2 separate regions of the Homo sapiens genome follow, and region 2 is linked to region 1. A link is an interaction called in ENCODE POLR2A ChIA-PET data of the cell type or tissue named here. Cell type or tissue: CD4-positive, alpha-beta T cell. All regions are shown on one strand. Each heading gives the region's core, and the rest is flanking DNA. Links, peaks and the distances in the headings are about the cores only.

Region 1 (5,384 bases), core at 285-5,284:
AGCCAAATAACTTACATTCTATGTGTGTGTCCTAAAAGAATCCTGGCTGTGTACTTATTTACATAACCTTTATTTATTGTCCTTTATATACAAAGGACAATAATGCATGAGGCAGAACATTTCCTTTCTTCTGAGGACAGGAGAATTCTGAATGCAATTCCAGAAATTAACAGTCTTGTGCTTATGTATTAACTTTTTTTCATATATAATAGACATGGGCTTACATTTCATTTACTGTGATGACACATTTAAGAAACCTAGTCAAATTTAAGGCCCTGCAATCAGATCCTTTTATGCCTGTCTTTTAGAGTTTGAAAAAATAAAGGAAGAAAAAAAAATTTAAACCACCGTGATGCACTGAAACTCACTCATTTTTCATAGACACTTTTCTTTATAAGGGTTATATTAGGATAGTTATGGCTATATAGTTTTATTATTTTTATTATCCGTATGCATACATAGCAAAATATTTGTTACACAAGCAATAAACTTAGATATTAACATCATATCTCCTTTTCCATACTTCCTCAGAGAGAGTCAAAAGGTGGAAGGACTATTAAGGCACTACTTCTGAAATGTGATCGAGGTTGTTTCATTATCATGTAAGAAAATTATAATCTTACTGTATCCTGTGGTGCAAAGTATGTGTGTGTGTATACATATATAATATATATATATACACATACATATATATGATATATATATATCAACAAATTATAAGTTAAATTGAAGGATGATTATAGCTTTCTATGTCATAGCTAAAAACAATCATAACTGACAAAAAGTCATCTGCTTTTTAAAAATAATTAATACATGTTATTTTAGAATAGTTTTAGGGTTGTGGAAAAATTGAGTGGCAAGTGTAGATTTCTGATTTATCACTTCTTCCTCCCTCACAATTTCCCTTATTATTAACATTGCCCATTAGTGTTGTACAATTTGTCTTGATGAACAAATATTGATACATTGTAAGTAAGTCCATCGTTTAGGGTTCCCTCTTTCTGTTGTACATTCTGTGGGTTTGACAAACATGTGAGATATATCTGCAGCAGCCTCGTTGTCTGGGGTAAATACCAAGATTCTTAGTCTCATGGCCAAGGAGATCGAGGTCTCGGACACACACACAGACAGAGTGAGTTTGGAGCAGGAGTTTAATAGGCAAAAGGAAAGAACAGGTCTCTGTTAGAGAGGGATCCTGAGAAGATTGCCAAGTTGTAGTTAAGAATGTCAGAGTTTTTATAAATGGGCTCTTGAGGAGGGGGCTCTTGAGGAGGGGCTTGTGAGGAGGGGATGTCTTATCTTTCTAGGGCCCCAGGGTTTAGTTGGGACCAGGTGTGCCATCTGTACAGAGCAGATTTTTTTATCATCTCTTAACCCACTCCGTGACCACACAGGCCAACTCTTAGTCTGTGTTTCTTTGTCCTGCTTATCTGGTAGGGAAAGTTTCTGTGTCTGTTCCCATACATCTTCTTGAAGCTGCAGGCATCTTGGTGCGCCTAAAGAGAAAGGAATGTGCTTATTAAGGCCCACTGTTTTACTGGGGCCCATCGTGTAAGTGTGAAGCTTGGTGATTACCCGGGAGACTCTCGGCTGTCCACCCCAGTCCTTCTGTGTCCCAGCTGTCTTTTCTGTGTTTTACTGTCTGCTCTTTCAGGCCTCTTGTTAGAAAAGTGATTTCTTTGAACTGCATGAGGTTAGCAAGGGAGCTATTTTTGAGCTGCTTTTTGTTAAAAGCAAAGTTTTCTACCGGGGACTGGCTTTACCCTGTCTACCCAAATAATTCGTTTCTGCCTCCTATAACATATCCACCATTACACATAGAATAGTTTCACTGCCTAAAAAGCTCCTGTGGCCCAGGGTGGGAATCGGCCCCGGGTGGAGGCCTCCATTGGGTTCCCCCTAATCCCGGGGACAAGGGCATCCTCTGGGTCCTTATCACAGGGTAAGGGGTCCACCAGACCCGGACAAGCGCTCCTAGCTGGAGGAGGGTCGCGTTCCTGCCGGATGTGGAAAGGAAGTCCAGGAATCCCCTTCCTGTCTTTCTGGTTTCTCTCTGGGCTTCCTGCTCGGGTCACAAGCGCCAGAAGCGCCGGCGGCTGCGGGGAAACGGTAGGCGGGGGATCCAGCCCCAAGCAAATCTCCCGCGGGCGCGTGGGAGGTGGGGCCAGTGCTGGGCGCAGCCGCGCCTCGCGCCTCCCGCCCCCCGGGGCTGCGGCGGGGACGCTTCTCTGGAGGGTGTGGCGGAAACTTGAGGCTTGGAGTCCGCGGGACCGGAAGGGGCTCCGTAGCTCGGGGCAGGGTGGGCGCGAGAGAGCCTAGAAGCCCATGTAGCCGCGAATCCCGCAGCCCCAGTACACCTCCCTCCGTGCCTCCCCGCCTTTTCTGCAGAGCTCCGCCCTGGAGTGAAGGAGGAGCCGTCACCTGGAGCTCCGAAAAAAGCAGAAGAAGGCGCTTTTTATTTAGCCAGTGTGACCCCGCCAGGGCCTTCTCGGTTGGGTGAGCACTCTCTCTGACCAGGCCATGAAAAGAAAAATCTGTGCGATGCCTCCCCACATGTCACGGGACTCTGACTTGCCTTTGTCGTCAGAGTTTGCAGAACTTTGGGGGACCTGAGAGGGGAGTGCCCCCTGGACGGGCCACGGCTGTCTGTGGCTTAAGGGCTTTTGGAAGGGCGGAGAGAGGGAAACGGCGTCCTAGTGGCCTGCTTCAGGGCCACCCACGGGCCCTCCCCCAACCTCTCTCTGATCCAACTTGTTTTTCCAGCCTAGTTGGAAACTTGTGGATGCTGTGACCTCAAGAAGACTTGGCATTTTATTTGGAAGATAGACATCTATTTGCAACTGTCCTGAGCCCCTATTTTCCTCCCACCTTTCTTGGGGAAACTTGTTTTTAAGGGATGCCACTGTTTTTGTAACATGTTGCTCCTAGCTCTTAGCATTCATGGTACTGTTGTAACCGTCCAGTGGGTTCACTTTGTCTGCTAGATAGAGCCGATTTATCAAGACGGGGATTACAATGGAGAAAGAGTAATTCACGCAGAGCCGGCTTTGCAGGTGATGGGAGTTTTATTATTACTCAAATCGGTCTTCTTAAATTTGTGTCCCGGAGCAGTACGTTCTAACATTTTTTAGATGTTACAAATGTAACTTTTGGCTAAGTTACATTCCTACTAAGTTATATTCTTACTAACTAAGCCAAATGTTATATTCTAAAGAATGTTTACAGAACCGAAACTAAATATTTGTTACCTGGTACAGTTGTGAAACTTGTTTTTTAAAATGCATCCTGTGATTTAAGTTTTTCAGATCCTGAAACTGAGTTAAAATTTGATCAGTAATAATGCTTTATTTCTCTGTTCTTCTGAGAGATAATTCCTAATGTTGTTTTTCCAACTAGAAGTCTGAAGAGTTATTGTGTTCAGTGTGTACCTTAAGAGTGGTATGAATTTGCGGGAGTCAGGACACACTGTAAGAAAGGTAGAAGAGAAATAAGTGAGCAAGAGAGAAGTGGAACAAGATGCATGTGGGAATATTGCTGCAGGACTTTTCCTTATTTCAGCTAAAAATGGGATTCTTTGTCCCACGGCCACGGAAATTCAGGCTCGCAGATGGTTTAAAGGGTGTGTGAAGCAGAGTTTTATTGGGTGAAAAAGGGAAAAAAAGGGGGAAACAGGTACTCTTGCAGGGCCAGAGTCCTTCCGCCGGAGCGCTTCCCACCTGACAGTTTGAATCCCAGGTTCTACAAATGAAAAACTGGGGCCAGGCTCAGGCTTCTCTCTGCTGCAAACCTTGTGAACTTCCCAAGGCTCCACCTCAGTGGGCAGGCTAATTGGAGTTTCTCCAGGGACCCCTTCCCACCTGGCTGTCTCAGTATTAGTAGGAGGGGCTAGAGATGTAAAAAAGAAGAAGAGAAAGCAGGCACATTTAGAAGATTATTAAGAGAGGCAAATGGGAGATTTGGGGGAAGTTTTAAGGGGAGAGTTACACATTACCCTAGTAGCAATGAAAAAGAATTACGGAAGTCTTAGTATTCTGAACCTTTAAGACAATTTTGCGTTAGTGTAGAACCAGAAAGAATAAAGGTTGATATTTTTATATGAGCCAAAATCCAAACGATATTTACTGCTTAAGATCATCCAATCTTACCCATCTTTCCCCCTGTCTAGAATTTAAGCTGAAGCTCCCTGTTATTCTTGTAGATGTATATTAAACGGACGAAAGTTGGCAGGGACTTTTAAAGTATTATAATTTATATTCAGTAAAATTCACTCTTTTGGTGTAGATTTCTATGGTAAACATATATACTCATGTTACTACCATAAAAGTCAAGATATAGAGCCATACCCACCCACTCGAAATTCCCTCATGTCCCTTTGTAGAATGTCTCTTCCTCTACCGCTAGCCCTTGGCAACCACTCATCTGTTTTCTGATCTTGCACTTTTGCTTTTCCAGAATGTCACATCGATGGAATCTTGCAGTAGGTAAATGTAGAATCTGACTTCATTCACTTAGCAATAATGCATTTTCAAGTCATCTGTATTATAGTATGTATCATTTGTCAAAGAAAAACAAGTCTGGACTTAGGGAGAAACTTTATTCAAAAGGACTGTTGCAATAGGAATAACACTGATTTCAAAAATATGTTAGGCCAGGTGCGGTGGCTTATGCCTATAATCCCAGCAATTTGGGAGGCTGAGGCGGGTGGATCACGAGGTCAGGAGATTGAGACCATCCTGGCTAACCTGCTGAAACCCCGTCTCTACTAAACAAAATACAAAAAATTAGCCGGGCATGGTGGTGGGCATCTGTGGTCCCAGCTACTCGGGAGGCTGAGGCAGGAGAATGGCATGAACCCGGGAGGTGGAAGCTTACAGTGGGCCGAGATCATGCTCCTGCACTCCAGCGTGGGCGACAGAGACTCTGTCTTAAAAAAAAAAAAAAAGTTAGTGGTGTGGGAGAGAGCAGGCAAAGTCTAGGCGTTTCAGCAGGAAATGGTGCAATGTGGTCTGTGGTCAGGTTAAGGCAGGATGTTTTTTGCAAGTCTGTGCTTTGAGGCATTTAGGCAAACTTGCGGGCAAACACGTGTAGGGCCTGTGGGGAGGAGAAAAACCTGACAAAAGTTTGGCCAGCTAACACACAGTAAGAAATTGACAATTGTGAATGTGTGATCGAGTTTTTTCTTTTATTAGGGCTGAGGAATAGTTGTTTACCTCTTCAGCAGCTGAAGCATATTTGAGTTGTTGCTAGTTTTTTGTGATAATGAATAAACCTGGTGTAAAATATTCCTTACAGGTTTTTGGGTAAACACAAGTTTTCACTTCCCTTGTTTAAATACCTAGGGATAGGATGGCTAGGGCATGTGGTGAATTTACATTTACCATAAC
Region 2 (5,384 bases), core at 66-5,065, 100 kb after region 1:
TCAAGTTATTGGTAAGTATATGTAAAATAAGGAGAAAATAATGTGAACTTCAGGTCTCAGAACCTAGAAATTTGGAAGCAAGTCAACTTATGGTAATGTAGTTCTTTAGCATAGACGAAACACTTTTACATGCATTATTTTAATTACATTTTAAATTTGGCATTACAAATATTGAGAAATATGAATGGGGTGCAGCATTATCAAAGGTTAAGTTTTACTTTTCTAGATTATGCCATTTCCTTTATAACTAGAAAAAATACAAAATGTAGTGTTGAGAGAGTGGTGACTGCCACATCTTTCCACAAAAGAAACCAAGAATCATCATCCACACACACACAAGCCACTTGAGTGTAAAAAATAACCAAGATATATTTTAAAAATTTATTGTAAATTGACAAATTATAATTGTATCTATTTGTGGGGTATAATGTAGTGTTATTTGTACACAATGTGGAATGATTCAGTCAAGCTAATTACCATATCAATCACCATCAAATACTTATAATTTTTCATTGTGAGAACATTTGAAATTTATTTGCTTCGCGATTTTGAAATGTGCAATATATTATTGTTAATTATAGCCAGCAAGAAATTATTTTTTAATGTCCTTTGACAATGACTTAACACAGAAGTGCAGTAATCTCATACAGTCACTAGATGGCACTGCAGCTTTTGCAACAGAGATCTTTAAGACAGGCAGGAGGGGTTCTTGAAATAAACTCATTTTTCGTATTTGTAATTGGTCACCAGACAGTAGAGTCATGCTTTAAATAATAAAACTATTCCCTTTAAGAATTATATATTTGTATCTATTTAAAGAAAACACTTTTTCTTAAGAATAAAATAATTTCATTATAGGAAAATTCAAAATTGGCCGGGCGCGGTGGCTCACGCGGGTAATCCCGGCACTTTGAGAGTCTGAAGCCGGCGGATCACTTGACGTCAGGCGTTCGAGACCAGCTTGGCCAACATGGTGAAACCCCGTCTCTACTAAAAATACAAAAATTAGCCGGGCGTGGTGGTGCGCGCCTGTAATCCCAGCTACCCGGGACGCTGAGGCAGGAGAATTGCTTGAACCCGGGAGGCAGAAGCTGCAGTGAGCGGAGATCGAGCCACAGCATTCCAGCCTGGGCGACAGAGTGAGACTCGGAAAAAAAAAAAAAAGGAAAAAAAGAAGAAAGAAAGAAAGAAAAAAGAGAAAAGAAAAAGAAAGGAAAGAAAGAAAGAGATCCAAAATTATAGAAAAACATAAAGAAAATAAATACTTCCTATATTCCTCCTCCTCAGGGAAAACCACTGTGTTTACTTTAGTAGTTTTACTTTCTGTCAGCATATAGAAATATAAAACATGTTTTGTATATTTAATATTGAACAGGAAATAATCCTATTGTATATATTATTTTAAACTAGCAGCAATAATAGTTTGAGTATTCTTTCATATACATAAATGTTCTTCATTATTTTTTAATGTTGGGATAGCATTTCATCATGTAGGAGCATTATATTTATTTAACTAAATCTTTGGTTTTGGACAATTAGGTAGCTTCTGATTTTTCACTACTAGAAATATCCCTTTGATAAACATTTTTGTGGTTATGTCTTGCACATCCAAGATTATTTCTTTAAAATCTCCCTCCCTCCCCAGTAAGTATTGTCAAGCTGCTTTCCAAAGGGTAAAGGAAACCAGTTTACACCATCACCAGCAGTCGTTCTGGTCATATATTTCCCAATATTTTTCCCTGAAAAATCATTTACATTTTAATTTCAGTTATAATACATTTTCATGTGCAAAATCTAATCAAATTATGAAAATTGACAGCAAGCTTAAAAATATCATTTCTATATTAGTATCATACAATTTTTAAGTAGTTGAATACTGACTATAGCACCTAACAGTTCAATGGCATTTTAGCCTTTTTAAAAAGTTTTATCCAATCCCTACAATTATGTGAAATGTGCAGCTGATGTATTCCCCTTTCCAGAGGAAGAAATTGAAATTATGTTGAAAAAGCAACGCAAAACACGGATAACTGATAGTTTTATTTTACACATATTTATGTAACTATCCAAGATGAATGTAGCCTACAGAGTTAAAATTTTGATAATTAGCTAAAGGTTTGAATACAGGAGTATATCTTTAATATGCTTCCATAGCACCCTACGTTTTTCCTATTATAACATTCATCACACCATGTCAATTCATCTTGTTGTTTGTTTTACAAATAGACCACGAATTCCACAAGGCCAGTTGCCATGCGGAATTTGCTGAGTATTTTAACTCTGGTGTCCACCATAGTAGTAGGTGCTTACTTATAACTTGTGAAATGAAATTTTTAAAAGGCTTTCCAAAAACAAATACAAATAAGATATATTACGTAGAAATAGACATGTCGTGTAGAAACGCGGCTTTATGCCAATACTGGAAGTTTGAAGACATAGTGTTTCTAGTTCTAATAATCATCATGAGTATTTAATACATGCCTATGGTGTACTAGGGAGCCAGATAATGTTTTAAGTTTGTTTTCATGTACTAACTAATTTAACATCTAACTAATTTTAGCTGAATTTTGAACGAGTTCTGATAAAATAGCTAGTCAGCCCGCGCGTGGCAGAGATGAAACTCGGGCGGTCTGGCCCCCGTGCTTTGGGTCTCAGCAGCTCCACGCTCCACATAGATGTTTTGTAGGATCCTTAAAACAGAAGTGCAGTAATCTCGTATAACCACTAGATGGCACTGCAACTTTTGTAACAGGGGACTTAGCCGGGGGCAGGAGGGGTTCTTGAGACAAACCCATTTTTTATATTTGTCATTGGTCACTTGCAAGTAGAGTCATACTTTAAATAATAACATTATTCCCTTTAAGAATTGTATATTTTTTATCTATTTAAAGAAAACAGTTGTCCTTATGAATAAAATGACTTCAAATTATGTGTAAAAAATAACTCTGTTATCCGTGTTTTGCGTCGCTTTTTCAACATAATTTCAACTTCTTCCTCTGGAAAGGGAAATACATCAGCTGCTCATTTCACATAATTATAGGGATTCAATAAAATTATTTGTAAAAATGATAAAATTCATTGAATTGTTAGGTGATACAGTCAGTATTCAATGACTTAAAAATTGTGTCATACTAATATAGAAATATTTTTAAGCTTGCTCTCAATTTTCATAATTTGATTAGATTTATGCACATAAAAATATGTTATAACTAAAATATTAATCGCAAGACATTGTTTTCTAAGATGACTCGGGAGTAGATTGTTGGTAATGATAGAATATTACCGCTAGGAGGCTGCTTGTTTCTTTTTTCCCACAGCTGTGGGAACTCAGGAGCACAGAGGTCATTATTTTTCACTAAGCAGTGTCTGAAATCCACATTTCTGTTTGCCGTTTGCCAATAGTTTAGAGATACCATACACATCATACATTTCCAACAAGCAGAGAAGAATATTGCAAATTACATTTATAAAACAATTTTGAAGGTAATCAAATGTATTAGGCTATTCTTGCATTGCTATAAAAATATCTGAGACTGGGTAATTTATAAAGAAAAAAGGCTTAATTGGCTTACGGTTCTGCAGTTTTTACAAGCATAATGCTGACACTGCTCAGCTTCCGCGGAAGCTTAGGGAGCTTTTATGTATGTTGGAAGGTGAAGTGGAGTGGGAGCAGGCATGTCACATGGAGAAAGCAGGAAAGAGAGAGAGAAAGAGAGAGAGAGAGAGAGAAAGTGCTGCACACTTTGAAAAGACCAGATCTCCTGAGAACTCACTCAGGTGCAAGGAGACCATCAAGAGGATGATGCTAAACCATTCATGAGAGATTCGCTCCCATGATGTAATCACCTCCCACCAGGCCCCACCTCCAACAAAGGGGATTACAATGCGACATGAGATTTGGGCAGGGACACACATCCAAACTACATCATTGAGTTTTTTGCTGATTGAAATATCCCATGAAGATTATGCCTCTTTTCTATATATTGAATTATTTTACATAAATAACTAAAGTGTATGTAGCACCTCAGAATTGAACAAGATACTTTCAGAGCATTGACTATGAGGAGTAATTATTACAGAGCATCTGCTATATACAGAAAAATGGATATGGATACATACACCCTTTAGCATATAAGCATATGAAAACAATTTGATATGTATAAGCTATTATAAAACTAAGGGTTTTACTCTACATGGGATTTTTTCCTAAGTTATAGTAACTGTTTTCTGCTTTCTCATATAGTATATACTTTTTAATGTATTTTGAAGGAATGAACTTTCTTGGAAACCATTGTGTTTATTCTACTTTTATTTCACATATATAAAAACAGCTTATAATTGTACTGAACACAAAATACAAACAAATACATTTTATTGCACATAAAAATATTTTAAATGAAGTATTGAAGTATTGCACGTAATAGAATTGATTTAGGAAAGTCACAAACCTATTATAAGACTAGTATTATTCTAGGTCTGAAGATTACAGAATATTTCCTAATAGAGATTTGCCACATCACATATTGCACATTTTCCAACACTATTCTATGTCTTGCAAATATTCCTCATAGTCTTTGCTTATGTCTTTTCTCTGTAAGACACTGTATAAAAGATTATAAAGGCAAAGAAATATGTACCATCGAAAAGGACCTGTCTACAGCTGAGGAAGTAAAAAAATAAATACATGATCATCCCATTCTTTTTGGGGAAAAATAACAAAGTAAATTGGCAAATTTCTCTAAAAAGAGAGAAATATTACAAATCTTAGTTTCATAAGCATTTGTCCATTTATAAATGCTCCCTGAGTTTAAGGGATTCAATTAGACTAAAAACCTATGTTACCAGCCATAATTCCTTTGTTTACATTCAGTATCTAGTACCAACATCTAACTCCTTCCAATAGTGCAAATGCATGAAGGGCTCTCACTGTTGGTAGTCATTCAGCAATAAATAGTAAGTCCACGCCTAGTTATTTCATTATTTCTGGATTCAAAATAATATAAAGTGCATCCAAAGGTTGCATAGTCATTCTTCTCATTCTTGGGCATGGTTATTGGTCAACCTGTGATGCTTCTAGCTCATGGCAATAAAAGCCCACAGTGCAGATTTTCCTGGAATTTCTTCCTTTTTTTCCATAGTTCTGTTTGGAAGAAAATTCCCAAGACACTATAAAATTTTTTTTCACAAAGTCTCTATGGAAGACTTCGGACCACAGAGCAGCATCCACTGACACAGATTTCCTTGAGTTCCATTCTATAATAGTCAATAAGTGAACATGTTTCCTTATTATTTGTAAGGTTTGTTACATATCCAGTATAAATTCTTCTCACATTCCATGCTGCTGACCTCTGTGTTTTTCAGAAAAACACACTTGTCAGACCCTG

The links. Peaks named below come from ENCODE experiments on the same cell type or tissue, not always from the same donor. Only the 100,000 strongest peaks of a DNase experiment are listed, where the experiment ranks them.
Region 2: POLR2A ChIA-PET joins it to region 1 with 14 read pairs; 12 of 35 experiments call an interaction of 5 or more read pairs at or near these places.

Annotation. Positions count from the first base shown.
Region 1 is chr12:9,645,881-9,651,264 of GRCh38, forward strand. It overlaps LOC105369728 (a long non-coding RNA gene), which reads right to left and starts at 2,108. Exons shown (of 2, transcript NR_157802.1): 1 at 1,961-2,108; 2 at 1,133-1,496. It also overlaps the pseudogene LOC374443. RefSeq lists enhancers at 1,822-1,891, 1,902-1,951, 2,632-2,701, 2,742-2,921, 4,821-5,000 and silencers at 2,062-2,361, 3,996-4,045. In CD4-positive, alpha-beta T cell, for the core only: no CTCF peak of the experiment used is centred there; DNase peaks (open chromatin) are centred at 2,261, 2,951 and 5,031; H3K4me3 peaks cover 3,899 bases; H3K27ac peaks cover 4,017 bases.
Region 2 is chr12:9,748,195-9,753,578 of GRCh38, forward strand. It overlaps CD69 (CD69 molecule), which reads right to left. Exons shown (of 5, transcript NM_001781.2): 5 at 4,292-5,384. The coding sequence ends at 5,287. Among named protein-coding and RNA genes, the nearest start is that of CD69, 10 kb to the right of the region's middle. RefSeq lists an enhancer at 2,519-2,813 and a silencer at 3,274-3,353. In CD4-positive, alpha-beta T cell, for the core only: CTCF peaks have their summits at 688 (motif pointing right), 2,755 (motif pointing right), 2,957 and 3,266; DNase peaks (open chromatin) are centred at 677, 2,727, 3,317 and 3,827; H3K4me3 peaks cover 462 bases.